Regions from separate parts of the Homo sapiens genome. Here all the other regions are linked to region 2. A link is a loop called in an ENCODE intact Hi-C map of the cell type or tissue named here. Cell type or tissue: PC-3. All regions are shown on one strand. Region 1 overlaps PKHD1 (PKHD1 ciliary IPT domain containing fibrocystin/polyductin). Region 2 overlaps PKHD1 (PKHD1 ciliary IPT domain containing fibrocystin/polyductin). Region 3 overlaps PKHD1 (PKHD1 ciliary IPT domain containing fibrocystin/polyductin).

The links. Peaks named below come from ENCODE experiments on the same cell type or tissue, not always from the same donor. Only the 100,000 strongest peaks of a DNase experiment are listed, where the experiment ranks them.
Region 1: a loop joins it to region 2, with 15 times the contacts of the local background. A loop is called at or near these places in 33 of 110 quality-filtered maps.
Region 3: a loop joins it to region 2, with 6 times the contacts of the local background. A loop is called at or near these places in 65 of 110 quality-filtered maps.

The regions. Positions count from the first base shown.
Region 1 is chr6:51,954,961-51,962,960 of GRCh38, forward strand. It overlaps PKHD1 (PKHD1 ciliary IPT domain containing fibrocystin/polyductin), which reads right to left. Exons shown (of 67, transcript NM_138694.4): 36 at 4,910-5,066. Among named protein-coding and RNA genes, the nearest start is that of PKHD1, 130 kb to the right of the region's middle. In PC-3, a CTCF peak has its summit at 4,992 (motif pointing left); a DNase peak (open chromatin) is centred at 4,991.
Region 2 is chr6:51,851,970-51,859,969 of GRCh38, forward strand. It overlaps PKHD1 (PKHD1 ciliary IPT domain containing fibrocystin/polyductin), which reads right to left. Exons shown (of 67, transcript NM_138694.4): 49 at 3,924-4,101. Among named protein-coding and RNA genes, the nearest start is that of PKHD1, 230 kb to the right of the region's middle. RefSeq lists enhancers at 2,524-3,048, 3,049-3,572. In PC-3, CTCF peaks have their summits at 3,498 (motif pointing right) and 3,699; DNase peaks (open chromatin) are centred at 3,482 and 5,342; H3K27ac peaks cover 2,814 bases.
Region 3 is chr6:52,016,195-52,024,194 of GRCh38, forward strand. It overlaps PKHD1 (PKHD1 ciliary IPT domain containing fibrocystin/polyductin), which reads right to left. Exons shown (of 67, transcript NM_138694.4): 33 at 6,607-6,750; 34 at 1,216-1,435. Among named protein-coding and RNA genes, the nearest start is that of PKHD1, 67 kb to the right of the region's middle. RefSeq lists an enhancer at 7,856-8,000. In PC-3, a CTCF peak has its summit at 4,970 (motif pointing left); no DNase peak of the experiment used is centred here; H3K27me3 peaks cover 460 bases.

The sequences.
Region 1 (8,000 bases), 100 kb after region 2:
GAATGCTCTGACAAGAGGGTAACGTTCCTTCTTTGTGATTATGGCTCATCATAATTACTTGGAATAAAAATAATAAATTTTAATTCAGCAATGCCTATGGCCATTGGGCATCTTAACATAAAAGAATGAAAATATAATTAACTAAATCAAGGCAATATGCCTATTTCCATCCCAGCTCATTAGTATTAATTGATTGGGTTAATTCTCTTTTGTGTTTAACGGTGCCCCTAAAAAATATTTTTTTTTTAAAAAAGGGAGGGAGGGCAGGAAGGAGGGAAGAAGTAGAGATAGTAAGTAGACAAAAGTTCTGGATCTTTTTCTAATTAAAATAAAATAATAAATGCAGCTGAAGCTCTTATCACAGTCACAAAAGAATCTGCTACTTTTTAAGTTGGGAGTCAGTACATATAGCATCATAAATAATGACACAAAACATTGGGGCCACTTCTCAATTGCCCCCCAAAAATTTATGACCCTGCCTTCTACTATATAAGTAATATGTGTAAGAAAAAAATGTCAATTCTATTTTATAGATGAAAATATGAGTAAGGCACAGAGAGTTCAAGACTCTTGAGGGTCCATAAAGTGTTGGTTTTCCTGTTGTACGAGCCCAGTTTTCTACATATCAGGATGCTGGCTTCCATGAATGGAAAAATAATATAAAGGATGTAATACCTTCATAAAGTATTTCCAAATGTAGTTCTTAGGTGATCTAGTTTCACTGTTACTTAGCAGTAATCCTTTCAAAATATATATACTTCATGTAGAATGTATTCTTTGTAATATAGAAATGGCTGAGAAAGTACTTCCATTATAATACTTCATATTTTGTCGGTTAAAATCTTTTGAAGAAATTATTTTTGGCTTGAAATTTCTCAGGCTTTATCTAAGCCTGCAGATGGTATCAGAAAAAGTAAAGAAAATTTCACTCAGCTATTTTTCTGACACTGTGAATGTATATGAAAAAGATAGTAACTAATATTTGGAGGGTGAGTTACTGTTGTTGTTGTTGATGATGATTGTGATTATTCAATCTTATATTTGAAGAGCTCTTTATTATCTTTCAAGTACTTTCACACATATTATAGACCAAGGGAAGACATTAAAAGAGGTTTACAGCTATGTTACATTGATCAGATATTTGAAAGTTGTAGTTCTTCACCAGTGAAGACTTTGGTCATATGCCTTTTAGAAACAGAAATATAACTTACCAACAGATTTTATATTCCTAACAATTCATCATAATATGCAAATATATATAGACATATGTGTGTATGTACATATTTTGCGTGTGTAAATATGTATATGTGAATATGTAAGTGTATATGTGTGTACTTATACATACGTGTGTGTGTGTGTGTGTGTGTGTGTAATCAGTGAGAACAACTAAGGACAGTGAAAGTAAATTAGCTGGGAAAAGTGGTATTTAAGAGAGCAAGGGTTTAAAATATACACTTCTTAAATTTCACCCAGGACCATTTACTTGTCCATTCTTTCTACAATCAACATAAAATTTTTGAGCCTTCGTCATGCATCAGGCACTGTTCTAGACCCTGAAGAGACAACAGTAAATAAATTGATGAAATCCTTTGTCTTTTTTGAGCTTATTCTAGTAGAGGAGACAGACTATAAACAAGCAAGTAAATTGATAATATACCATGTGATGATAAGTACTATGAAGAAAAGTAAAGCAACATCAAAGGATAAAGAGTCCTGGGGGGTGGCTGTAATTTTAGAAATGATGGCCAGCAAGTCCTCCCAGATTAGTTGATATTTTCTCAAAGAGCAAATGAAATAGGTGAGCCAGCCACATGAATGTGGAAGAAGAGCATTCCAGGCCATAGACATTACAGGCAAAGGTCCTGAGGCAGGTATATTCATAGAAGAGCTAGAGCAGAGTGAATGAGAAAGACAAGGTCAACAAGGGGATCAGAGGTTAAATAATAGTAAGGACCAGTGATTTGATTCCCAGTGAGTTGAGATTCCACTGGAGGTTTTGAGGAGAGATTTGACTTAAATTTTTAAAGGAAATGGACCATAAACTGCTGGGGGTTTACTTTACCATATAGCATAAAAGCCAAATATCCATTACTTAAACCCATGAAGCCTTATTTTCCTGTCACAAAAAGTTATTTCAGAGGTGGGTGGTTGAATGCCTTATCATGGCAACTCCAGAGTCATCAGGGTCCTGGGTTTGTCCTATTCTTCCGCTTTTCCATTCTAACTAACAAGTAGCATCATGGTCCAAAATAGTGGCCGAAAATGTTGCTATTACATTTATATACCAGCAAGTAGGAAAGAGAAAGAAGGAAGGGAAAATAGGGTGTAGTTCCTACTGGGTCATCTCTACTTTTGGAAATTTCTCAGATGTTCTGCAGGGTACTTCTTCTATCTCATGGTAAGCCCTTAGCCACATGGCTATGTCTAGCTACAAAAGTGTTCAGGAAACAGAGCATTTCAGCTGAGTACTTTGTTGCCACCAATGAAATTAGGGTTTTACTACTAATGAAAACAAGGAATCTGAAATATGGGAACAAAATAAGAGGCAATTTAAGATGGTCTAGGCCAAAAATGTGGTGGTTAAGACTAGGTTAGTACCAATGAAGTGTTGCTACATGGGACACATGTTGAAGATCCAGCCGACGGGGTTCACTGATGGGGTGGTCATAGGAGGTGAAAGAAAGAAGTCATGGATGCCTCCATGGTTTTTGGTCTGAGCCACTGGATGTATACAATTCCAGTAAGTGAGATGGAGAATTTCCTCAAACTTTGATTTGTGTATATGTTAATATCTATGTGATCGCAATATGTCTCAGACACAAATGATCTGCCCTTCACCTCCTCTCCGCTCTCCAACTCTAATCTTACACAACTGACACCAAGATTACCCCAGTATACATTCGGCCTCACTGCCAGCATCACTTATTTTAGAACCAGAAGTTTTAGTCTTTTACATTTACTTTCTAATTATTTTTCTTTGGTAATATTACATGTTACTGCCAGTATTATTCTTCATTTTTTCTTGTATTTCACACAGGAATCCTAGGCCACTCAATAAGCATTCACAAATTATCTGTTGAACAAAATTTGATCTGTGTCCTTGCCCTGTTCTCATTCTTTCTAGAAGTTATGACCTATATCTCTATGATAAAAACCTCAGCGTTTCACTCTAGGTAGCTCTGTCTTTTGCCAACAACTCCTGTATCTTATTCGTGCAGAAACTGGAATCTACTACTTAGCCTTACATCCTACCTACTCCTCCTCCCCAAGAGAAAGAAGAGACCCTTCAGATGACTTACTCTCCCTCTCCACAGGATGAGGGTTTGCCTTTCCAAACCTAACTCACTTATCTAAATAATATGAGAGTGAAATATTACCTAAACCAGAAATGCTAAGAAAAACCACTATTGGAGGTTGGGGCAAGTATTGGGATTGCTCAGATATTTAAATCCTTAAGAGTGAGAAGTCAAATGAATGTTATACTTATCCTGCCTTTCTCCTACACTTTTCTCTCCTTCTGATGCCTCTTCTCTGTTTTCAGCCTCTGGTGCTGTCAACACTATTCATGATTTACCTGGAAGTAACAGTACATCCAGAGATTTAGTAATCCAAGACTTTCAGCTGGGAAACTTCTCCCAAATGGTAGTAGCAATATAAGGCCAAGACCTTTGAATGCCTGAAGGGGAGCCCATACTCCTGCAGAATTTGATTCATATGGAGAAAGCCCTGGTTAAAGGCCTGCCAAGAGTATCTTTTCTCTGAAATGAGGCTTTAGGTCTGTAATTTTCCTTTGTCATTGCTGGTCCTTAGGTAGTTGATGACTGTCTATAGTGGCATTCCCATAGCCACTAGCTACACACACACACACACACACACACAAACACACACACACAAAGACAGGGCAAGAGCCCAAGCTGACAGACCATTTTATCCCCTAAAGGGCACTAATTAACTGATTTGACTGAAAACTTCTCCTTGCTATAGAAGAGAAAAAAAACAGCTTCCAGAATAGAGAATGACAAAATGCCTAAATCCTGATTCGGTCTAAAAGAGACAGGTATTAAAATTCCATTAGTTTATCCTCTTTAAAATATTTTATTTTTCCCCTCATGTAGCTATATTCTTATCTTAATAAGGATGAATGTTTGTGTGTTAAATATATTTATAGTAAAGAACAGTGTTTTAGTGCAGAGTTTCATAGAGATCCATAACTAATCATATCTCCCATGTAATTTTCATTTGCCAATGAACAGAGGCATTTTGATAACTATTCCTTATTTCCAGCCACTAAAGTAGGCCATGATTTTTATTCTCATTTAGCAGATAAGGAAAGAAATGCACAAAGAGGTGAAATAACTGACTTAGCCATTTGAAGATGTGGTAGTAGGGTTGAAATTCGAAATCTCAGCCTCTTCCAACTTCATAAACCCTAGAGCTATATAGCCGGTTTTGCAATAAGAAAGCCTATTTATATGACTTTCCATGGGACCAAGAAGTCAAAACCACAACAGGGTAAAAGCAGGAAGACATGGCTTTCTTGGCAGGGTATTTCAAAGGCAGCAACGTTAACCAATTTCAGGGCATTTTGCTATATTGTGGGGGCTGTCCTGGATAAGCATGACTAAAAAGTGCTTGAATAAAGAAGCATATTCTTTGAGAACACTGTTAACCTTCTTGTTTTTGAAAAATTAAACTAATCAAGCTCTGTGCTTATAATGAGTCCAAAGAAAGGCCTTTCACTTTGAACCCTCTGACCACTTCTTCCTTTACATAGTAAAATTTCAGTTTGGTCTGAGGATAAATTGTCAACTAAGTTCTGGAACTTATCCAGAAAGTTTCCCTCCTCCATCCCCCCTACAAGTGATATAATCATATAGAATAATATTACCAACCTACAAACTTCACACACCTTTAATGTGCAGTAAGTTGAGGATGCTTGTGTTAGTGTCCAGCAGAAGCAATTGGCCATTCTCCACTGTGACGTTGTCGCCATCTTGTGGCAGCCTTTCAGGAAACCAGCTGTGAGTCCTGGACCATCTCCGGCAGAACTGTAAAGAAAAGTTGCCCTGGAAAACAGAGAGCTGGGTTGGTGGGTTGGTTGGTTGGTTGGCTGGTCTGTTGCTTCGTTGGTTGGTTCGCTGGTTTGTTGGTTTGTTGGTTCATTCATTGTTTTTGGGCGGGATAGTATAAGTATTGAATCAAAATAGAAACTTCTCAAAGAAAGTAAAATTAATTTAAATATTTTAAATGTCTCCATAAAATTGGTTACCTCTCTCTTTTTCATACAACTAACCTAAACAGGAAAAAACATGAGAGGCAAAATTATATTTGAAGTTCTTCTGTGCCCAGCCCCTGGAATTCTCCAATAACATGCTGGTAATGTTTTCTTGCCTTTTTTTTCCCCTCTAGCACAGGCCCCATTCTACCTAACAGATGAGTTTGATTCCATTTATTTTTACAGATATGTATTGAATCTTGGACAAAAAGTCATAAATAGCCTGGAATAGGGAGAATTAAAATGTTCTGCTTGATGGGTGGCATTTTGCTTTATGTAATTGGTATCATTTTTCACTGGCTCTACTGCCAAGAGTCCCTGTTTTATAGGAACATTCCTCTTCCTAAGTGCTCAGATCTATCCTCCCACTCGGCCTTTTTTGATATTATTGTTGCCTTTCCCCCTGTGCCTGGTGCATCAGGGCTGAACAAAGCCCATGCAGGCATAGGCAGAATGCCGACTGACTTCAGATGACAAGTAAATAGTCTGGAACATTTGAGTGAGGGGTAGGGAGCTGTACTGACAGAAGAAGCCAGAAAAGGAAGCACTCCCTCTCCACCCCAGCCTTCAGTCCCTCTCTCAGAACTTTTGGCTTTCCTGTTAATTTGTGGTCACTCTGATGTCATACGTTTTTTAAAACAGGGACATAAAAATCACAGAAAGCAATATTGAGCTCATGCAAGAGGCTGGTAACATGTCTAAATGCCTTGTGAAGTTGTAGAAGTATAATTACGATAAACATAATAAAATCACAATAGAGAAGGTGATTCCTTCAAGGTAATAGATATGACATGTATAAGCCACTCTCTCCAGTCTTCTTCCCATTCAGATTCCAACAAATGTGAAGCCCAAGTTCCTATAAAAATAAACCACCTAGAAGGTCCTCTCATGATGTGTTAGAGGCAGATGGGAGAAGATCATTAGAAGGGAAGGCATGTTTGTAATACCGACAACTACACCTACACAGAGAATAGTGCTCTATAGTATTTCTGAGATAGAAAATGGAAAATTGTGTTGCCAGAAGAGCCGTTACGTTTTCCAGAAAAAGATACAAACCCCAAGGTCAACAGTGCTAAGTTGCAGACCCAACACAATCACTGAGAAGGCTTTGCAATTTATTCGTTTTCTACATCTGCAAAGAAGTAAAAGTCTATGACTCATCACAATTTAAGAGATGGAAGGAAATAAGGCATAGTGATAACCAGTTCCAGTATCACAGAAAAAAGAATAGGTGATCCAGGAGCATCGTTGTGAACTGCAGTATCTGTAGGCTACAAAAGTAGGAGAGAATTTTAACTCTAGATGATTTCACTATAGGACTAGCTTTAGGTTGGTAAAATAATAAACAGTACTTCTTATAAGGCTATATATATTATACATTCTTATAACCCTTTAATTTACTCCTGTAGAATACAGAAAGAGGAAAGGGAGGCAAATCAAAGGAAACTGGAATGAAAGAAGGTGGGAAAAACAGAGATGGTAAAGTAAACTGCAGAACAGGGTGAACCAGGTTATCTGTAGTGTCAGCTGCGAGTCCATGATAAAAGGACATTTGAAAACTCTTGGATTTCCAGAAGCCCAGAGATGGAAAGGACTCTAGCAAAATCCTATCCCATAATTTTACAGATGCTATTTTAGGCAGTGTTCCTTAGAGCTTAATAAAATGTAGATTTCTCTAGTGTCATCATATACCTGTGAAATCAAAAGCTCAAGAATTGGGACCCAGAGACCTACAATTTTAATGATCCTCTCAGATGACACTTCTGCATCAAAATTTAAGGATCAATTCAGAGCAAGGGCTGGAGGAGAAGGAGATATATCTTTAAAAGGAACCAAGATGTTTTCTCCAAACCAACATCCAAAGCTTAGGGTCTTTGGCCAGGATCGCCCAAAGACTAGCAAGCTAGGAAGAATGATGTGTTGATGAACTGTAAGAAATATGAAGACTTCAGCAGCATAACGCTTTCTGAGACATTAACCTGGTGGTCAGATCCATAACCCAGCCACAGAACTATGAAGAAAACCAGGGCTCATTACACACACAGTAAAATGATCGGGAACAACTAGACATTAGTTAGATATTTAAGTGGGTCAAAGGTAGACTATTTCATGGTGTTATCCATTAATTAATTTGAGAACATTTTTAAATTTTTATGATTAGCACAGATATCTGTTATCTAGCTCTCAATAAGCTTTAGAGACTTTCTTGCTCTGAAGCACTTGCTTATGCCATTTGCTGCCTTCCATGTGCTATAACCTCTTGGCCTAGCCTGTCAGCCTTCAAAGATTGCTATACTTGGTCCCAACCCAGTAGGTGGAAAGGTCAAATACTGTTATCTCTACTTTCCAGTGGAGAAAGCAAAGGCTCAAAGTGTTTAAATGATGTGTCAAAGTTCATAGTGATGGAGGCAAACTGGAGTCACAAAAAGGAAGCTCCCATCTGAAGTTTTTCCCTTACCATGGCCTCTCCCGGGATGCTCTTTCCCAAAAGATCTGCATGGCTCACTCCCTTACTTAATTCATGCCTCTGCTCAGGTATCACCTCCTTACCTGTATTATTATTTTTAAAAAGCACCCCCAATCATTCCTTCATTCCTTCTCCCCTAATAATGCCTCATTCTAGTATTAAATAATACAATTCCTTGCATATTTGGTTATCACTTACTAAGCTTACTCAAATGAAGCAGAGACTTGGTTTGGGTCATTGCTATATTCCCACCTCCCT
Region 2 (8,000 bases):
CTCTCTAGCTCTTTTAATTGTGATGTTAGGGTATCGATTTGAGATCTTTCTAGCTTTCTGATGTGGGCATTTAGTGCTATAAATTTCCCTCTTAACACTACTTTAGCTGTGTCCCAGAGATTCTGATACATTTTCTCTTTGTTCTGATTGGTTTCAAAGAACTTCTTTCTGTCTTAATTTCATTATTTACCCAGGAGTCATTCAGGAGCAGATTGTTCAATTTCCATGAAATTTTGTGGTTTTGAGTGAGTTTCTTAATCCTGAGTTATAATTTGATTGTACTGTGGTCTGAGAGACTGTTTGTTATTATTTCAGTTATTTTGCATTTGCTGAGGAGTGTTTTACTTCCAATTATGTGGTCGATTTTAGATTAAGTGCCATGTGGCTCTGAGAAGAATGTATATTCTGTTGATTTGGGATAGAGAGTTCTGCAGACGTCTACTAGGTCCACTCGATCCAGAGCTGAGTTCAAGTCCTGCATATCCTTGTTAATTTTCTGTCTCATTGATCTGTCTAATACTGACAGTGGGGTATTAAAGTCTCCCACTATTATTGTGTGGGAGTCTAAGTCTCTTTGTAGGTCTCTAAGAACTTGTTTTATCAATCTGGGTGCTCCTGTATTGGGGGCATGTATATTTAGATAGTTAGCGTTTCTTTTCTTGTTGCATTGTTCCCTTTACCATTATGTAATACCCTTCTTTGTCTTTTTTGATCATTGTTGGTTTAAAGTTTGTTTTATCAGAGACTAGGATTGCAAACCCTGTTTTTTTTTTTTTCTTTCCATTTGCTTGGTAAGTTTTCCTCCATCCCTTTATTTTGAGCCTGTGTGTGTCTTTGCACATAAGATGGGTCTCCTGAATACAGCACACTGATGGGTGCCTGACTCCTTATCCAATTTGCCAATCTGTGTCTTTTAATTGGGGCATTTAGCCCATTTACATTTAAGGTTAGTATTGTTATGTGTGAATTTGATCCTGTCATCTTGATATAATTTAGTTATTTTGCACACTAGTCAATGCAGTTTCTTTGTAGTGTCATTGGTCTTTATATTTTGGTGTGTTTTTATAGTGGCTGGTACCGGTTTTTCCTTTCCATATTTAGTGCTTCTTTCAGCTCTTGCAGGGCAGGTCTGGTGGTAACGAAATCCCTCAGGATTTGCTTATCTGGAAAAGATTTTATTTTTCTTTTGCTTATGAAACTTAGTTTGGCTGGATATGAAATTCTGGGTTGAAAATTCTTTTCTTTAAGAATGTTGAATATTGGCTTCCAATCTCCACTGGCTTATAGAGTTTCTCCTGAGAAGTCTGCTGTTAGTCTGATGGGCTTCCCTTTGTAGGTGACCTGGCCTTTATCTCTGGCTGCCTTTAACAGTTTTTCCTTCATTTTGACCTTGGACAATCTGATAATTATATGTTGGTCTTCTCATGGAGTTGGGGTTGGTCTTCTCATAGAGTGTCTTAATGGTGTTCTCTGCATTTCCTGAATTTGCATGTTGGCCTGTCTTGCTAGGTTGGGGAACTTCTCCTGAATAATATCCTGAAGTGTGTTTTCCAGCTTTTTTCCATTCTCCCTGTCTCCTTCTGGTACTCCAATCAATCATAGGTTCAGTCTTTTTATGAAATCCCATATTTCTTGGAGACCTTGTTCATTCCTTTACATTCTTTTTTCTTGTGTGCATGTCTTATTTCAGTGAGGTGGTCTTCAAACTCTGATATCCTTTCTTTTACTTGGTCAATTCGGCTGTTGATACTTGTGTGTGCTTCACAAAATTCTCATGCTGTGTTTTTTGGCTCCATCAGGTCGTTTATATTCCTCTCTAAACTGGATATTCTAGTTAGCAATTCCTCTAACTTTTTATCAAGGTTCTTAGCCTCTTTGCATTAGGTTAGAGCATGCTCCTTTCACTCATTGTAGTTTTTTATTACCCATCTTCTGAAGCCTACGTCTCTCAATTCATCCATTTGATCCTCCATCCAGTTCTGTGCCCTTGATGGAGAAATGTTGTGATCATTTGGAGGAGAAGAGGCACTCTGGCCTTTTTGGTTTTCAGCATTTTCTCGTTGATTCTTTTTCATCCTTTTGAGCTTGTCTAGTTTTGGTCTTTGAGGCTGTTGACCCTTGGATAGGATTTTTGTGGGGGCCTTTTTGTTGTTTTTGTTGTTGTTGATGCTGTTGTTGTCGCTTTCTGCTTGTTTGTTTTTCTTTCGGGTCCCTCTTCTGTTGGGCTGCTGCAGTTTGCTGGGGGTTCACTTCAGGCCCTATTCATCTGATTTGCTCCCATGCCTGGAGATGTCACTCAAGGAGACAGGAGTGCAGCAAAGATGGGTGTCTGTTCCTTCTGGGACCTCTGACCTCGAGGGGCACCAACCTGATGCCAGTAGGATCGCTCCTGTATAGGGTGTCTGACAACCTCTGTTGGAGGATCTCACCCAGTTTGGTGGCATGAGGAGCAGGACCCGTTCAACAAAGCACTTTGTCCCTTGGTGGAGAGGGTGTGTTTCACTGGGGGGAAACCCACTCGTCTGGGCTGCCGGGATTCCTCAGAACTATCAGGAGGACAGGCCAAGTCTGCTGGTCCACGGAGACTGCAGCTACCCACTCCCCCTGGGGCTCAGACCCAGGGAGATATGAATTCTGTCCCGGAGCCTCTGGCTGGAGTTATTGGAGATCCTGCGGGGAAGCCCTGCCTGCCCACTGAGGAAGGATGGGTCAGAGTTAGGCCCAAAGAGGCACTCTGGCTGCAGACAGCCACAGCTGGTATGTTGGGCTGTGGGGACAAGTCTTGGGACAAAGCCATCCAGCCTCCCTGGCTCCAACAGGGAAAAAACGCAGCCTAGAGCTATAGAAATGGGTGCTGCCTTTCCCCCATCCACAGAGCTTAGCATGTTAGGCAGTTGCAAGTCCCAGTGCTGGCTGCTGCCTCTCCTGAGCTCCAAACTGGGAGCTCAAATGGCTTAGACAGCAGGCAGCTGCAGCCAGTGCTGGTCGCCCCTCCCCGCGGGAGTTTGGTAGGCTTAAGCAGATTCCAGCTGAGAGGCTGTAAGAATCTGCTTAGGGCTCTAGGCCCGGGTGGTGGTGTGGGTTCGCGAGTGGGATCTTCCGACCCATGGGTTGCACAATTCCGTGGAAAAAGCAGTTTCCCCGGCTGGGTAGCGGCTCACTCACCGCCTCCCTTGGCTGTGGGGAACGGAGTTCCTTTTCCCCGTGTGGCTCTCAGGTGGGCCACCGCACCACACTGCTCTTCCTTCTCTCCGTGGGTCACGCCAGCCTTCTAGTCAATTTTGATAAGAGAACCTGGATACCTTGGTTGCCGATGAAGGCTTCACATGCTTATTATGTTTTTGTTTTGTTTTTTCGATGGTAGCCTCCGAACGTCTCTGTTTCTAGTAAGCCATCTTGCCACACGGCCATTTCTATCTTCACTGCTCTTATTTGTCTCCCTTAACCCAATCCAGCCTGGGGACTCATACAGACTTCGATTGGCAAGTTAATCTTTGACCACAAGGTGGCAGTATGCAATGTATAAATGCTTTGGTAAGGCATTTTCTCTGGCTACAAACACTTCTCTCTAGGGTAAATTGGCTATTGACCAATAAGTTTTAAAGAAATGCAATGCTATAAGATGTGTAGAGGTTGTTTCTCATTGTATTAATAAATTTAAATTTTCAGGCGTAACCATTCTGCATTCACAATAACACATAAATAGATTCTAAAATTTTCAAGTTTAAAAAGCAACCAAATCTCATATTTAGCTTATATTCATCTGGCCAAAATACTATTGAAGTTTTCTTTATCTGCATCAGAATATGCCAAGACTTTCAATAACGAGATAACCTGCTCCTCTTTCAACCCATTATCTCAAACAAAGAAAGATAAGAACAAATGAGAATGCAGCATACCAACTAATGGATTCCTTGGGTTACCTGCAGAGATCTGTTGATCCAAAGGTTCTCAGATTGCAATGAGTAGGTCTCTTGGTCCAAGAGCAGAGCCATCCAGCCACGAGGGTTAGACAATGTATCACGTACATAATTGACAGTGGTTGTTTTATTTCTGCTGTCAGTCATGGTTAAATCATAAGAAACTTCAGGAGTATTCGCTCTAAGGTGATTTTAAAAGGAAAAAAAATGGGTTGAGAGATTATTTGCTCATTCTGAATCCAATACATTCCTCTTTCATCAATTGCAATCATCTTTCCATTCTCTCCACATATGTCTTAGGCCCTCTTTAGTTGTATGTCTAGGGAGGTTTTAGCAGTCACTGTGTGAGTGAAAACAACCCAGTGGGAAGTTGCCATTGGATCATTTGCAAATTACAATGTCCTGGTGAACTGGAGGTGGTGACTCTCAGGTTTTTTATTTTGTTTGTTTTTTGTTTTTCTCCTTGAGACGGAGTTTCGCTCTTGTTGCCCATGCTGGAGTGCAATGCGCAGTCTCAGCTCACTGCAACCTCCACCACTAATAAATGTCACATTAATGATTTTGTATGAACCAAGACTATATACTATGATTTTAACAAAGAAATGTCTATGGCCAGAATTTTGCCTTGGACCAGATTTATCAACAGCAAAAAACATTATTATTGGTAATTGGATATTCACATGAGGAACAATTGACAGAGGCCTGGGACCTGACATGCCTAGGTGCTGAGACTCTCAGAAGTCCTGCTCAAAATGCCCAGCAGGAGTGGCTTCAGCATCCTTCTCTAGAATGATGAGGTAACCTGCTCCTCTCCTGCAGTCTTGTGTAATGCCTAGTACTCACTGCTATTACAGTACCTATGTGTTCTTGGCTTTGCCTTTTTAAAAACATAGATTATAAGATCCCTAAGTTAGAGGTGTTTTCCCCTTTCTTATTGGTATCCTCTGCCCTGGCACAGGGCCCAGCACACAGTGGCACCCAAATCATGTTTGTTATATGAATGAACAATGCATAGATGAGATCTTCCAAAAGCAGCCAGTGACATTTTCTAATGTATATAAAGTTCTATATATAGAACGTATAAAAACGTTCAGAAGAACTGCATTTTACCAAATGAGGAGACTGAGGCAGGGTAGAGCAAAAGCAATATGTGAGTATCACAAAGTAGAACTCGAAATTTGTGAATCCAGTTACCCAACTTATTCTATACAGCCATCCCAGAAAATGATTTTTAAGACTTCATTAAAGCATAAGTAGATTTAGCCAATGATTAGACCCCTAAAAGAGAGTGAAAGTGGACCTAAAGAAATAAAGCAAAATCCAAAAAAAAAAAAAATCAATACACATTATGACTGTTCTTCCTCCTTTGGTTTAGTTTTCATGAGAATCTTTAACTGTGGCATTTTGCCGCAGGCAGATAATTAAATTCTCAAAGTAAGGGAAATGAGTCAAAAGAGGACATTGGGTTTTCACAGTGAGATGGGGCATGAGTATATCTAAAGCCAATTTATAAGCCCGTGGAATAATTCAAAAAGGAACTTTTTTAAGTGTTGCACACTTGGGCACTGGAACAAATGGGTAACAACTGAAATCTAGATTGGCACTCAGTAGGTGTGTAAACCTGGGCAAATTTCAGCACCTATTTAACCTTTAGATTCATTTCTTTTTAAAATGGAGGCAACAATAGAATAGATCTCATATAGGTACTATGAAACATAAAGATAATCTACATAAAGCACTCACCAAGGCCAATAACATCTACTTAGGTCTCATTTAAGAACCTCAAATATGCCAGATTTACCATTCTGCACTACTTATTTGAATGCCTAGAGGTTTATTCAGGATATTCGGTCATTTAAAAACATACCAAAAACCCTTCCATGGTACAGATCATTGACCCTGGCAATGTAGCACTTGACACATATTTCTTGCAAGATTAAATGTATTTGTTTCATCCATGAACTAATGAAATGAAAGGGATGAAAAATGCTCAGGGCATTTGGGAATGAAAGAACTATTCTTTTTTCAGATTTCCCTATGCAGCATTAACTGAACCTTTAGAAATCTTGTGAGGAGGGGAAAATGTCTTCCTTTCTTTGGGTTTTAGATACTTAGGTTTGTTGTCCACCCTTCCCCACCCACCCCTTCAGGATTTAAATTGGAACTAATGGACAATTCTCAACCTATATTCTTAGAATCAGAATGAACACAAAGATCATCTGTTCTAATTTCCAATTCAGTGCAGGAATTCCCACCATATTTCATCCCTCCCCTTCTTTCAGTTATGGGGTGTTTACATCTTCGAATAGAAAACATTCCATATATGGGATTTAGTTTTAAATTGTAATCTTTAGAAAAGCTTTAGAATGTTAAATTTCCCTTCTTAGAATTTCTAGCCATTTGCGCTCAGTCATCATGGCTCTCTCTTCCCCTGATGGAAACCATGAGTCCCATAATCCCAGGATATTTTCCAGGAACAATTTGGCCCAACTATATTTAGCAAATAAAAATAAGCTTTGGGGACATAAGTGTAAAACAAACATGATAAGAGGTAAGTTCGAACTAAGAAATGTCAAAATTGGCTACAGTAGGTACTGTGGTCAGTAAATAAAACACACTAGAAATATCTAAATTTCCTCAAGTACAGGGAATGATTATAAGTGTTTCAGGTTCCAAAAGTATATCCTTCCAGTTTTTACTGAGACATATGGGCTTGGATTTATTTAAATAAATCTTGTGATTTATTTAAATCACAAGACCTAAATCCAAGAGAGACTAATTGATAAATCAGAATTTTTAGTTAATGATTGACCATAAGAAATAAAAGTGCCTTTCATATAGTGGGAGTTTAACAAATATTTTCTGACTGAATAAACAAGTGTTATATGCATCAGAACACTCCAGCTGGTTATGCAGTAACATTTCTCCCCAACTTGGAAGTCTACCTAGAAAAATCACATGAGGGTCAAGAGATTTCCTGCAAACTTATTTTCAAAAGAAATCAGCAGTTGGGTGATCCTAAGTTATTAGAGCTTGATACAATCAACCCCATATCAGTAGGATATTTGCCAAGAGGACAAACATAGTCAGTGGTCAGAAAACCTCTCCTAGGCACACACAAGCAATGTGCACTAATAATGGTCTCTGGTCTAGGAAAATGCTATGATTTCCTTGAAAACTCATATTTCTGCAATCCTAGTCAAGTGCTGTCAATTAAACCACTTTTTAAAAATAGTTTTAACTACAAACCAAAAGAAGATCTCTGTTCAAAAGCATCCATCTGTTCACATTTAATTCCTCCTGCCTCACCTATCTTCTCATGCATACCACGTTGATCATTAAAAAAAATTACCTCGGCCGGGAGCGGTGGCTTATGCCTGTAATCCCAGCACTTTGGGACGCCGAGGCGGGTGGATCATGAGATCAGGAGATCGAGACCATCCTGGCTAACACGGTGAAACCCCGTCTGTACTAAAAATACAAAAAATTAGCTGGGCGTGGCAGCATGCGCCTGTAGTCCCAGCTACTCGGGAGGCTGAGGCAGGAGAATGGCGTGAACCTGGGAGGCAGAGCCTGTAGTGAGCAGAAATCGCGCCACTGCACTCCAGCCTGGGCAACAGAGCGAGATTCCGTCCCAAAAAAAAAAAAAAAAAATTACCTCAATATGTGATAGTATAATCAATTGGGTAGATATTTCCAGAAATATTTTTTAATTCCAGCAATGTGGTCCCAAGAATTCCCCTGGTCACCTTAACTGGACTTAATTGCTCGTCAAATTTCAATTAACACCACATTTACAGACCAATTTTTAGGATGTTATTTCCCCTGACTCAGTTTCTGTAGATTACAATTTCAATTATTGAAGGAAGCATTTTTCAGATAATCTCCCCAGTTTCTGAAGGCCCATACAAATGTGGTCCCTCTTCAAATAGTGTCAAACTGCTAAATGCTAGCAATAATTTGGTTCTATTTGTCTTTGGAAACATTGCACCTTCCTTTTGAGGTTCTTCTCCTTCTAGTCAGAATCCAATAATCTGATGCAAACTCCTTGGCCAACCAGAGACATACCATAGCACACTG
Region 3 (8,000 bases), 160 kb after region 2:
CTCTTTTCCTCCAGCTAAACCTAAACCTCTGGTGCCAAATTCACACTAAAACACAAACTGTCTCAGGACATCACAAAGTCAGATGCCATGAAAAGAGCTGGTTATCTCTTTCACCGTGGGGAAGTGGTCTTGTTTAGTTTCATATTTTATAAGAAAAGAGGCGGGGCACGGTGGCTCATGCCTATAATCCTAGCACTTTGGGAGACCAAGTCGGGTGGATTGCTTGAGCTCAGGAGTTTGAGACCAGCTTGGCCAACATGATGAAACCCTGTCTTTACTAAAAATACAAAAATTAGCTGGGCGTGGTGGTATATACCTGCAATCCCAGCTACTGGGGAGGCTGAGGCATGAGAGTACCTTGAACCTGGGAGGCAGAGGTTGCAATGAACCGAGATCATGCCATTGCACTCCAGCCTTGGCGACAGAACAAGACTCTGTCTCAAAAAAAAAAAAAAAAAAAGAAAAGAAAAAGAAAAGAGACCTTCATTAGATAATCAAAGGTAGCCACTCTATCTACGTAAGACATAAAGAAGTTTACATGACAATGTTCAGTCATGAGACACTGCCCTGTATAGGAAAGGAACTCCTTGCTGAAATGAAAGCAATCCAGAATTACTAGCATGGTCACACTTCTTTTTTATTTGTTTAGAAAAGGGGGGTTAACTTGGAAAGTTGTGGTGTTTATTTGTCAGCCTCTTTTTTAAGTTAAAAAAATGCTTATACGCTTATGGCTTCTAAATCCTAGATCTACAGTAATTCCGCCTATGCAACCCTCCTTCTTTTGAATAAACATTGTACAATCTGCTGGATTTCTCTATGGCTTTTTTTCATACTTGTGAATCTGTTTGGAAAGAAAAGAAAAAGGAAAGCGGGGAAAAAGCCTTCTGTTTTTCATAACGTCTAATCTTTTTCCCCATTGGCATTCACCAGATGTTGCTTTGGATCGGAAGATAAATATTAAAATCTAAGCAAGAACAAAGCGAGCTGTTTACTGGGCAGATTTTTCAGATGTTCTCTTAAACAGTTGAAAAAGACAGGAGATGCTTTGATATGCAGGCTGGCTGGAATCCACAATGGAATGGCCCCTCCAAGAGAGTTGTAGCCCTTACCACGGCTGCCAGGCCACATCCACCCAGCCTACACTCTCTGATGGCTCCATCGGTCCATTGGCCAAGCATTTGTGGGGAAGTTCAGGGAGGGAGAAGGTAAAGTTACCTGATAAAGAGGCCCGAGAATGATGGAAACATTGACTCTGCCCAATGATCTGGCACAAAGAGGCATTGGGAACTTTCCTCGCAAATGTAGAGGTAAGGCCACGATTCAAGCAGTTGCTCTGTCGCCATGGCAACTGTCAAATCACACTGCACATAGGTGTGTCTGGCAGCCTCACAGCTGTCCTCCTCACGCTTCAGGCCACACAGGAAGGCCAAGGACACTGCAGGAAACAGTCACCATTAGGAAAGAACCACAGAGAGAACCTAAGGCCTCTAGTCGGTTTCACAAATGAAGTTCCTGTGTCCTCCTTTGACCAATAGGAATATGAAGTTAGCAGTTTACTTTTTTTAAAATGTATTGTATATGTGTAATGTACACAGAAAAATACAAGTATCATTTTTGTAAAATATGAATAATCATCATAAAAAAAACTCAAGTGAATTTCCCAGCCAACATAAGATATAAAACACTTATAATACACTTAAATCTGTGTGTTTCTCCCCAAGTTCGTCCCTTTCCTCCTCATTCTCAGAAATAACCACTTGGCATTTTTTAAATAGTTTTATCACAAACATTTGTATTCCTAAACAAGAGATTGAGTTTTCCTTGTTTTTGAACTTTATAAAATATGATACATGATAAAATATTCTTGGGTCTGATTTTTTCATTCCATATTATATTTTCAAGATTTATCCACATTACTACATATAACTATTGTTAATACATTTTCACTGCTGTTCAATATTGTATTGCATGAAACTACCACAATAAATTTATCTATTCTCTTATCAATGAACTTTTTGGTATTTCCTAGCTTTTGCTACTAAAAACGTACAAAATTTCATCTAGGGTGCATGCCTATCAAGAAAATTTCTTATTCAAAGAGTAGGTACAAGTTCAGCTTTACAAGATAGTGCCATATTGTTTTCCAAAGTAGTTGTGCCATTTTGTATTCCTACCAGCCATATTTGTAAGTTCCCATTACTCCATATAATTACAAGCACTTGAAATTATCAGACTTTTAATTTTTGCCAATCAGGTGTGTAAAATGGCATTTCACTGTCGTCTTAATCTGCATTTCAATCATTACTTTTAGGTTGACCAATTATTATTATTATTATTATTTTTTGAGACAGAGTTTCGCTGTGTTGCCCAGGCTTGTGGCACAATTTCACCTCACTGCAACTTCCGCCTCCCGGGTTCAAGCAATTCCCCTGCCTCAGCCTCCTGAGTAGCTGGGACTACAGGTGCACACCACCACACCCCGGATGATCTTTTGTATTTTAGCAGAGAGAGGGTTTCACCATGTTGCCCAGGCTGATCTTGAATTCCTGAGCTCTGGCAATCCACCTGCCTCAGCCTCAAAAAGTGCTAGGATTACAGGCATGAGCCACCGTGCCTGGCCAAGTTGACCAACTTTTTTATGTTTGGTAACAACTCATGTTTTCTCTTCTGTGAAATTCCTGTTTCTCTCATTTGCCCATTTTTCTATTGGGTTGTTTGTCTTATTGACTTGGATAAGTTTATGAATTTCTTGATTTTCACATAATTATAAACATTAGCATGTTATAGAGATAAAAAGCAAGTATTTGAAGCATGCTGACTCTCAGGCCATTTTTTTCTGAGTCATGACCCACATATAAAAAGCATCATGAGGCAGACTGGGAATGATCTTTAACTAGAAGATGAACAAAGCTCCACATGAGATGGTTTAGGAGCAGCTCTGTCTGAAAACCTTAATAAAGAGGGAAAATTTAAAAAAATCTCTGTAGCCTGCTTCCTCTGCAGCAAGCCTGCCCATGTGGGTAATGCAACAGAGGTTATCAAGGGCCGTGGGCTTAGACCTGTGCTTCCCCGCCTCATTACAGTGCTGTGGCAAGGGTTACATGAGATAAGTACGTGGGGGAGGGTTTGTAGTTATGCAATCATGCCCAAATAGTACTATTGTTGCTGTTATATTCTAAAGCACCTGGCACCTAGGAGGTTGGCTGTGAATGTGTTTTGAATGAATTAGAGCAATAAAAATGACTGACAGTAGGACTCTTGTATGAACAGACAAAACATAAGAACTTTCCAGTTAGTAAGCCCTAAGGCAAATAAAAACAAGCTCCACACCTATAAAATAATGAATTCATTAAAGGTGATTAAGTAGATGCAAATTGACAAGCAGGATTATGAAAATCACCCAGGGCTGGGGATCAAAATCTATGGGTTTTACTCAAAGTTCTGCCACTAAATAGCTGCGTGACCTTAATCACTTTAGCTTTCCATGCCTTATGGAAAAGTTAAAGTTTCCATGAAAATGTCATGTGGTATAATTCAAGGTATAAATGCAAGAAAGCCAAAGATCAAAGATTTTGCTCATTTTAAACAAACACAAAGTATTAGTTTCACCTAACAGGATGTTTTGGCAACTCATTACAAGAAAAAGGAAATTTCTCCTATGGTTAGAAGTACAGTTTGTGGGGATGGTAAAAATGGGTGACCTCCAAAATAGCAAAAGCACATTTGTAGAGCCCCCTGCTTTAACTCCCCCTGCCCCACACATGTAAAGAAAACATATTAGTTCTGTGGCACAGGCATAAACAAAACAATAATTAAGAACGTTTGAGTTCAGGGTCATTATCTGTAACCTGGAATGTGAAACATCACTCTATGGTACAAAGTCAAACTGAAGAAAAAAACTCAAAGCACGGGTCAGAATTCAAAGCGACCTTGGTAAATGAGAGAAGTTAACAGAAATAAACAAAAGAACAAATGAAAAGAGTAAGACAGTAAACTACAAAAGAAAAAAAGAAATCATATAAATATGAGGAAAGTCCAGCTGTGCACAGCCATGGTAGAAATGCGTGCGTGCACACACACACCCCTTGGGATAACAGTAGGTAACAGAAAGCTTATTAACCAGCAAGACTGCAGTATAATTGTACAAACAAACATGGGATCAGACGATACACAGGCATCTTACGATGCTACCCAATTTGGCCAGAACTTGCTTGTATAGAACAGCTTCCTCATTTGGGGCTTCAAATTAGGAAAGAATATAGGATTTCAGAGAGGGCTGAAAAGTGAGATACTAAAATGTTTACTTGGAAAGTTTCTGATTCAGTAGGGCCCAAGAATTCACATTTCTAACAAGCTCCCGGGTGAGGCCCTTGCAGCTACTGCTCTGGGAAGCACACTTCCAGAACTGCTGCCATAGAGGAACTAAGAATACTCCACTTTCCAAAGAACCACCCGCTGATTAAGGTTGAAAAAATTAGAGTAGGGGAGCATCCATTAGGCAGAGGATGGATTTCTCTGAAAAGAGCAACTGCGAAACACTTGTAAGGGTTGCTGCTGGGAAATTCTCCCCTGAAAAATCTTTAAAAATACAAGTGATTTTTAGCTAACTTGGTTGTACTCAATCCTGTCTGAAAATGGAGAAATTAGTAGTAGTTTCTAGTAATGTCTAAGACCTATCCCCTTTGACATTTGATGTCCATTATAGACCTACTTCCTAGGGAAAAAAAAAAAATACACAGTCATACACTCAAAATGCTTCATCCAGTTTCAGCGGGTTAACAGAATCCCCAAATCCCATCTTGGATCTTAAGTAAGAAACCTCTGGAGTTGGCTCTCACAATTTCCTCTCAATCTTTAGACATTGTGATTGAAAGTCTTTTAAAAGACTTTTTTATGAAAGGAAAATTAGTTAAATTATGCATTCCTCTAGAGTAAATGTGTGCCTTGCACAATCAATGAGTGTTTGGTGACACCTAGTGGCCATATAAATAGTTACAGTTTCCAACTAATTTTCCTCTTTAAAAAATCATGGAATGTTGAGTTCTTTTCTAAATCTTTCTAAACACAATAATTATTTTATTATTCTTCCCCAAGAAGTTATAAAACTTAAAATATCACAACTTACCTGATCCTGAAACATCATTGATTTTTATCTTATACTAGTTGAAATTAAGTGTTTTGAAATAATAACACGGGGCTTTTAAAAGTATATTAATTTGAGCAGTGTATATATGAAAGCTTTTTTAAAAAATGTAGCAGTATTAGTTAAAAATTAGAGCCTATAAATGTGCAGTCTTAGCTTTCTGTTTATGCTATCTCTCATTTATTCCTCACCAAGCACTAATTTTGCACATACCCTCTGCAACACTGTTCCTAGCAGAGGAGGTAGAGCAGTGAATCAGACAATGTTTTGAACTTCAATCTTCTATTGTATCTTAAATTTCCCATTGTGGACTCTATCTCTCTTCCATAATGTGTTTATATACATGATGATAATAGGAAACTCAATTTCTAGCATTTTAACAAAAATTTTTTTCTCCTCCCCTTCTTCTTCCTCTTCCCTCTTCCCCCTCCTCCTTCCCCTCCTTCTCCTCTTTGTATAAGACAACACAGCACAAATTTCCATCACAATAGCATTATCCATCATTAAATTCTCATCCAAGCTCAGATGATGTGGTGCTTTTATCATTTTGTAAATCTTTAGCCCACATTCAAGTTGCAGACAAATAAATTAGGAATAAAACTTAAACACTACACAGAAAGGAGGTATGTAAACGGTTAAGTGCACAGGTACAAGATTTATGATTAGGCAAATAAGGTAATCACCTGGCTAAATGTGAGCTATCTCAAATGTAGTAAGGTCCTGTAGTAATAACAGTAATTTCTTCCTTTTGACTTTATTTCCTGAAGCTCAGTGGGGTATTACCATGTGTTGTGAATCCCCAAGCTTTGCAACTTACTCTCTCATCTCTTTCCCCACAAAGACACGGCTTCTCATACCACAATTTATATGATCACTACGCAGCTTAAAGTAGTGAGCAATTGTGGTGTTTTACTGAATAAGAAATAAGTAATTATGTGAGTATTGCAAAACAAGAAGACAACATGAGTGTTGGCTCTTTTGCCTATAATAAGAAACCGAAAACTGAACACACAAAGCTAATTTTCAAGTGATATCCAGCTTGAAAATCTCCATCCCTTTACTGGTACCTCCAATAAGCAGATGTCTTCAGCAACCTCACCTCAGAACAAAGCCAAGAGCTTGTTTCCTCCATGACTCCTATAGCTGTCATTGAAACTAATATTCAGAATTCAGAATTACTTCCTCTGTCATCCTAAGACTGCAGTTAAGAACACAGGTGATAAGTGTTTCAATATTCATCTAACATTGACATATTAATATGACAAAAGTTATGATGAATCATTTTAACAGGTGGCCTCAGATTCTAACTATCATTTTAGATGAGGAGTAGAGAAATTCTTTTCCTAGGCACACATAGAGAAATTAGTAGTCAGTACAGCATTAATCACAAAAATAGAATTAACCAAAGAATATCATTTCCATATATATGCTTTAAAATATATGTGTGTGGCATCTTTACTCACCATCCAGGGGCAGAACCAAGCAGCTGAAGGCAGACACTGTAGCATTAGCCAGGACTCGGCAGGGAGCACCACACACAGCAGCTGAGACATTCCCTGGAGAAAATCCCGCTCCAAACACATGCACCAGCCTTCCACCCAGGCAGCCTTTAAAGACAAAGGTACAAGTTCTTGATCATACAGGCAAATCTCCCTTCTTTACTCAACTCAAAATTCAAACATTTGCTTCCTCACTACCCATTCTTCTTTTCACATCCTCAGAATCCGCACAACTGGCTTGAGGTGGCTGCTGGCCTCAGTTTCCTCTCCACTTAGGCTCTGGCCTTGTCTGACTCCAATCACATTCAATATCCTATTGTGTTAAAGAGGTTTTTTTTTAATGTAACAATTTTTATATGGAAAATTAATGCTTATTTATAGTTTTTAAACTTTTTATTCAAAGAGCCATAAAATGAAAATAAAAATTCCCCCAACCATCTGACTCCCTCCCCGGAGGTACCCAGGTATAGAGTTTCTTATGGCTCCTTCCAGAATTTTTAAGCATCTATGTTTCTGATTCAAAGCATTATTCTATCCATATTATTCTGGAACTTGCTTTTTTGCTTCAAAGTATAGCATAGATGTTTTTTCAAAACTCTATGGATCCAGTTCATTTTAGTAGCTACTTAGAATTCCATTATAGGGCCCTGCTACAATTTATTTGACAATTTTCCTATTTATTGAAATTTCCATTTTTTCTCCTCTTTTGCTATTGTTAATAGTGATGCAATAACTGTACATGTTTTGGGACATTTGTATGAGTAAAACCAGTCCACATTTCTAGTTTACACTGAGATACAGAGTTCCCCTCACTACTGCCTTCATACCAGGTCTAGGTGGTACTTAGCCACTTGACTAACTCAAAAATAATGCTTTTGGTTTAAGATGCATTTCTTATTTCCCTGCTCTTCCATCATAAAAAAACATGGAATCTTAGGGAGTAGTGCCTTTATCAAATAAGGAAGCTGAGTCTCAGAAAAGTCAAGCATAAATTAGCAAAATTAGTGATAGACTAGAGCCAAATCCTAGTCCCCACAGTGTTCCACCAAGCTGAGACCAAATTTTTTCTAAGAAATGTCTTAGTTAGTACTCCAACAGTCTAAGATTCTGTTTCTATAGTTTTTTTCCTTACTTTCTAAATCACAACCAAATTTGAACTATCTCAAGTGCAACAAGGCTTTAAGTGAATAGAAATTGAAAGCTTTTCTTCACTGGAGGGAAAGGCTAGGCAATTTTTGGTATATCTAAACGGAGAAAACAGTCCAACCAATTTAATTGTTCTGTGCATTTGGCTTATTATTGTTGAAATATGAGTCCACCTGTGAAATATTACAAAATGATAAAAATTTAATCATACT